2 separate regions of the Homo sapiens genome follow, and region 2 is linked to region 1. The links are chromatin loops, found by intact Hi-C in ENCODE. Cell type or tissue: heart left ventricle. All regions are shown on one strand. Each heading gives the region's core, and the rest is flanking DNA. Links, peaks and the distances in the headings are about the cores only.

The links. Hi-C counts contacts between places; a loop is a spot of excess contacts. Peaks named below come from ENCODE experiments on the same cell type or tissue, not always from the same donor. Only the 100,000 strongest peaks of a DNase experiment are listed, where the experiment ranks them.
Region 2: it touches region 1 in a loop (2.9-fold over the local background); 22 of 110 quality-filtered maps call a loop at or near these places.

The regions. Positions count from the first base shown.
Region 1 is chr18:23,190,843-23,193,645 of GRCh38, reverse strand. All of the region lies in intron 2 of CABLES1 (Cdk5 and Abl enzyme substrate 1), which reads right to left. Among named protein-coding and RNA genes, the nearest start is that of CABLES1, 57 kb to the right of the region's middle. In heart left ventricle, for the core only: no CTCF peak of the experiment used is centred there; a DNase peak (open chromatin) is centred at 1,135; H3K27ac peaks cover 449 bases.
Region 2 is chr18:23,142,914-23,145,716 of GRCh38, reverse strand. The region is part of intron 1 of CABLES1 (Cdk5 and Abl enzyme substrate 1); the gene reads right to left. Among named protein-coding and RNA genes, the nearest start is that of CABLES1, 8.8 kb to the right of the region's middle. RefSeq lists an enhancer at 2,573-2,622. In heart left ventricle, for the core only: no CTCF peak of the experiment used is centred there; a DNase peak (open chromatin) is centred at 1,590; H3K27ac peaks cover 299 bases.

The DNA of each region.
Region 1 (2,803 bases), core at 112-2,611:
GAGTCTCAGTTTATTCTAGATAAAAGGGGCTGTGACTTTTCGATTTTGGGTTTTGCTACCGAAAAACCTTTCTGACCTAGGCCACAGGAGCCAGCTCCTGCCATGGGACATGGGTGCCTGTGACCTGATTCTTGACTCTAAAGAAAGATTCTGGGCTGGGGCGTGGTGGCTCACGCCTGTAATCACAGCACTTTGGGAGGCCGAGGAGGGTGGATCAACTGAGGTCAGGAGTTCCAGACCAGCCTGGCCAATATGGTGAAACCCCGTCTCTACTAAAAATACAAAAATCAGCCTGGCGCGGTGGCAGGTGCCTGTAATCCCAGCTACTCAGGAGGCTGAGGCAGGAGAATCGCTTCAACCCGGGAGGCCGAGGTTGCAATGAGCCAAGATCGTGCCACTGTGCTCCAGCCTGGGTGACAGAGTGAGACACAGTCTGGAAAAAAAAAAAAAAGAAAGATTCTTTTAAAGGCTTGCAGAACCCTGTTTGAGGACATTTAGTAGATGCTTCCTGTGGCTTTCAGGAGGGGTTAGAGTGGGGTTGGGATTGACACTCCCCCACCCAACTCTAGGCCTCCAAACCCAGATTTTTTAATTTTTTAAAAAGAAAGACAAGGCCTTGCTCTGTCGCCCAGGCTGGAATGCAGTGGTGCCATCATAGCTCACTGCAGCCCCAAAATCCTCCCACCTCAGCCTCCCAAAGTGCTGGGATTATAGGTGTGAGCCACTGCGCCTGGGCCACTAAACCCAGATTTAATTGGCTAAGGTTCAAGGAGATAGGGCCTCACTCTGCCTTTTGCTCTCTGAGAGCAGACCCAGAACTCCAAACAGCCTCATTTCTTCCTCCAGAATGACTGCTCGAATCTGCAGGCCACTCAAAGTTCCCACCTGTCACACACACGCAAAGAAGGTTCTTGAAACATGGAGTCACTGGAAAGAGGAGAATCCCTGAAAGCATAAAGTGGTTTCTAGATAGGGCCAAGGGTTCAGAAGCATCCTTATACCACTTCCCTGGCTTCCTTTCCCAGGAGCAGAGCTTCCTGGGCCAGTCAATCTGAGGGCAGCAGGCCAAGAGCTAGACAGTGTGCGGGTTCAGGCGGCTCGCAGATCCTGCCACCTCAGCAGACTCTGGCTCCTTCCTCCCACCTCCCAGCTGCAGGAAGCTGGGACTGACGCCAGCACAGACGAAGGATGGCCTGAGTTGCTCTCTGCAGAAAGAGGGGCCCCAGATTCCTCAGCCTTCTTCTGGAAGTGGAAAGCCACAAAAGGGCCACAGGTGGCTGTCTGTACCAGCAAAGGAAGGAGCTGAGGCTGTGATCACTTTAACAGCTGCGGCCACCAGCATCCATCCACCCAGTCTGGAAAACCAGGGCAGGTGCCGATGGCAGCCACGTTTGCTGCAAACAAATAGAGGTTTTTCTTGACAACTAGTAGAGACGGCTTAACTCCTTATTTTTGGACACCAGGTAACCACTAGGCAGGTGCAAAACTTCTCAGTCCAAGTCCTCTCATGACGCATGCTCAGTTCTTGGAGTTACAGGTAGATACAGGAAATCCACTAACAAACCACGATGTGCTAGAGGAAAGTAGGACTTTTAACAGGGTAACTTAACAAGATGTTTTATTTCCATATCAGCACCCAATTCTAACTGCACATACACCTTACTAATCTAGCCCTTCATTAAGCAAGCTGTTTGTTGTGTTGCCTTTTTTTTTTTTTTTTTTTTTTTTTTTTTTTTTTTAAGCATTCAACCAAATCACCAGGGAATCTAAGAAATGCTTTAAGAGAATTGTGGCGTTGGCAACAATTGCCAAGGAACTGGAATACCGGGCGCTCAGGTTGGCAGGTTAAGCGAAGAATGAATTAATTTCACAGCCGCCTGCAACAGCGTGTAAACATCCATTTAAAAACATACATTTTAAGTGATGCAAAATTAAATTAGCATAGAATTAAATTAAAAACTAATTTAATGAAAGATTAGCTCTTTCTTGTTAGCACTGATTACAGGATATACTTAATTATGCAAAAGGTTTAATAGATTCCTTGGAGCCATTTGTTCTTCTGCTAAGCTTAAAAGCAAGTTGGGCTAATAGCCTTCCACCCCCACAGTTCCCAAAATACTTCAGCATCATTATTGGTGTTACCATTTCACAGACCAGAGAAGGCTTCAGCGATCAGCCAATTGGTCTTCCCATTTTATAGATGGGAAAACTGAGGCCCCAGAGACACTAAGTCAATTTACAATGCTACATACCCAGTTGGAGTCAGGCTAAGAACTCAGGTTCCCAGGCTCTCAAACTAATGTCTCTTCTTCTACATCATGCTAATATAACTCCTAGGAATAAGTGAATGTCTAAGTAAATATGAGAACAGTTATGCTTTTTAAGTTCTCTTTTTTTTAAGTTTTCTTTTTTAAGAAACTCCAGGCTAGAGTGCAGTGTTGAGCATAGCTCATTTAAGTCTTGAACTCCTGGGTTCAAGCGATCCTGTCGCCTCAGCCTCCTGAGTAGCTGGAACTACAGGTGCACATCCATGTGCCTGGTTAATTTTTTTTTTTTTTTTTTTTTGTAGAGATGGGGTCTCACTACATTGCCCAGGATGATCTCAAACTCCTAACCTCAAGCAACCCCTCTGCCTCAACCTCTCAAAGTGCTGGGGTTACAGGTGTGAGCCACCGTGCCCAGCCAATATGAGAACCTTATTTATTTATGTATTTTTGTGTTGACTGATTGATTGTAGACATGGGGGTCTCACTACATTGCCCAGGCTGGTCTTGAACTCCTAGACTAAGCAATCTTCCTGCCT
Region 2 (2,803 bases), core at 241-2,740, 48 kb after region 1:
AACAAACATAAAAATACAACATTACACAGTTGGTAAAACAGGGTAATAGCTAATGATTTCATGATTCCCGTATGTAATACTAAGTGGTCTGAGCCCCAGAATCTGTGAAAAGTTTGGTGTTTAAATGGTACACAGGCTGAAACTTGAGGGGGACAGATATTTTTCTAAAGTGGAAAAAATGGATAATGGTGACCCTGGGGAAAATTTACATCATTATGTTAAGCAGCAGATTCTTATAAAAACTTCTGGTTTTCAACATGCTTCCTTTGATAGCGACATTTTGCACAGCCCCCAAAGAGGAGAACAGGACAAAAAGGATGTGTGAGCCAGGCACAGTGGCTCACACCTGTAATCCCAGCACTTTGGGAGGCCGAGACGGGTGGATCACAAGGTCAAGACAGGCAGATCACGAGGTCAAGAGATCGAGCCCAGCCTGGCTAACATGATGAAACCTCATCTCTACTAAAAATACAAAAATTAGGCCAGGCACGGTGGCTCATGCCTGTAATCCCAGCACTTTGGAAGGCCAAAGCAGGCAGATCATCTGAGTTCAGGAGTTTGAGACCAGCCTGCCCAACATGGCGAAACCCCGTCTCTACTAAAAATACAAAAAATTAGCTGGGCATGGTGGCAGGCACCTGTAATCCCAGCTACTTGGGAGGCTGAGGCAGGAGAATTGCTTGAACCCAGGAGGCGGAGGTTGCAGTGAGCCGAGATTGCGCCACTGTACTCCAGCCTGGGCAACAGAGTGAGGCTCCGTCTCAAAGAAAAAAAAAAAGAAAGAAAAAAAAAAAGGATGTGTGGTAAAGCCTTAGGTGCACATGCTGATAACCAACTCTCTGGAAGGGGAAAAAGAAAAACCTTGACTTACAGCATTGGCCGATTCCTGTGGTGTAAATATTCCCACCACAACCGATTTCAGCAACCACCTCAGATTCCTCAGTCGTCTCCAATAAGTGGGTAGGAGTCAGCTCCAAGACACTACAGGGTCTGCAAGAAACCCAGCTTAGAAGCCAGGAAAACTAAAGTTCAATTCTAGCTCTAGATTCCAGCTATGTGGCCTTAGACAAATTTCCTTAACCATCCAGCCTCAGTCTTCTCAGCTCTAAAGTAGGCAACCTGTTTCACAGACTGCCACGCAAATAAAACAACATACGTGAAGGATGTGGCACACAAGAGGTACTCAGAACTCCATACAAGTCACCTCCCTCCTGAGGGTGGGAGAGACAGGCTCAGGTAGGGTGGGCTGGGTGGTGCAGCCTCCACAATCTGTCTCACCTTAGCCCCATGACAGATTGTTTTAGCAAATTAAGAGTCAGGAGCAACTGCTGGATGAAAACAAAGACCTAGAACGTTGTGGGGTGGGGGAACAGAATCAAATTTTCCTCCTCTTACTGTTAGGGAATTGGAGTTTCATTTGTGTTCCCTATGGAGGAGAGATGTGGTCTGTTCCACCAAAAGCTGGCCCCAGGGCAATCCATCAAGCTCTGACCAGACCACGGAGGAGGGGCCCTCCAGTCAGACCAGGGCTGAAGCACAGATCCACAGGGAAGGAAGAGGCCCAGCCAGGAGCGTGTACGAGCATGGGGAGAGCAGCGGCTGGCTCTGTGGCTGACGGAGCTGGAAGGAAGGGGCCTCTTGTGGGAGGCCTTGCCCCAGGAGAAGCCTGAGAGTGCCAGAGCCTGGGGCACGGAGCAGCGTGGGTGCCCTCTGTAAAGACAACACAGTATGGCAGCAACAGGCCTCAGAGGGTGTGTGGGAGCGGGGGAGGTTGCAGTGGCAACCAGGACCCAAGCCAACAGCTGCCTCGCCTGAAATACCAGGAATTTAAGACTGGCAGGATCAGATGTGGGTTTCAGAAGGGTCCCTCTGACAGCCCAGGGGGGGAGGGATTGACAGGGGTCCAAACAGAAGCCAGGAGCCCCTCGGGCCACCACATTATCCAGGCTGTGAAACAAGGCAAGGAGGGTGCAGGCAGGCAGGAAGGGGCCAAGGGGACCTGCACACTTCCTGGGCACAGAGCACTGGGCTAGGGTGGGGGAAGCACAACCACTCTGTGACAAGCCAGGGAATAGGCCATGTGGTCTCTGTCGCAACTACTCGATTCTGTCCTTGTAGCACAAAGGCAGCCAAAGGCAAGACTTGCACGAGTGGGTGTGGTTTTTCCAAGAAAGTATTATTTATAAACAGCCAGAGGGGCAGTTGGGGAAAGGGTGATGCTGAGAAGATACAGCGGGAAACCCGCCCAGGGCGGAGGTGGTAGTATCATTCCCATTTCACAGACGAGGACCCAGCAGAGCTTTAAACTTTAGGAGGCCAGGTTCCTGTTGCTAATTGTACCATGCTCTATATAACACAAGATGTGTAATGTACCAGGTGAGTCAGAGAGGCAATAAAGGTGTCAGGGATTCAGCTGTGGCCAAGAAGAGAGGAAGCACAGGCAGGCAGAGGGCGGGAGTTAATTGCCAGAGTCACAGGAATCCCTATTTAAAACCTGGCCTGTCCTCTGGGCCCAAATGCACAGAGGTCTTCCCTAGATGACAGAAAAGTGGAAACTGAAACAAGGAAATCACAAGTGATCGGGAACCCTTGAGGCCATTTAGGTCAACTTCTGCTCAGTTCAGCTGAAGCCTATTTAACAAGCATGCATGAGCCTGACCTGTAAATTGTAGCACAGCAGAGGGAGGTGGGTCAGAGCACAGGACCCCAGACAAGTTACTTAACTTCTCTGTGCTTCCAAATGGAGGTGAAGGTAGTACTGTCTCAGGGTGTTTCTAGGTATGAACTCAGTCCCATCAAAGTG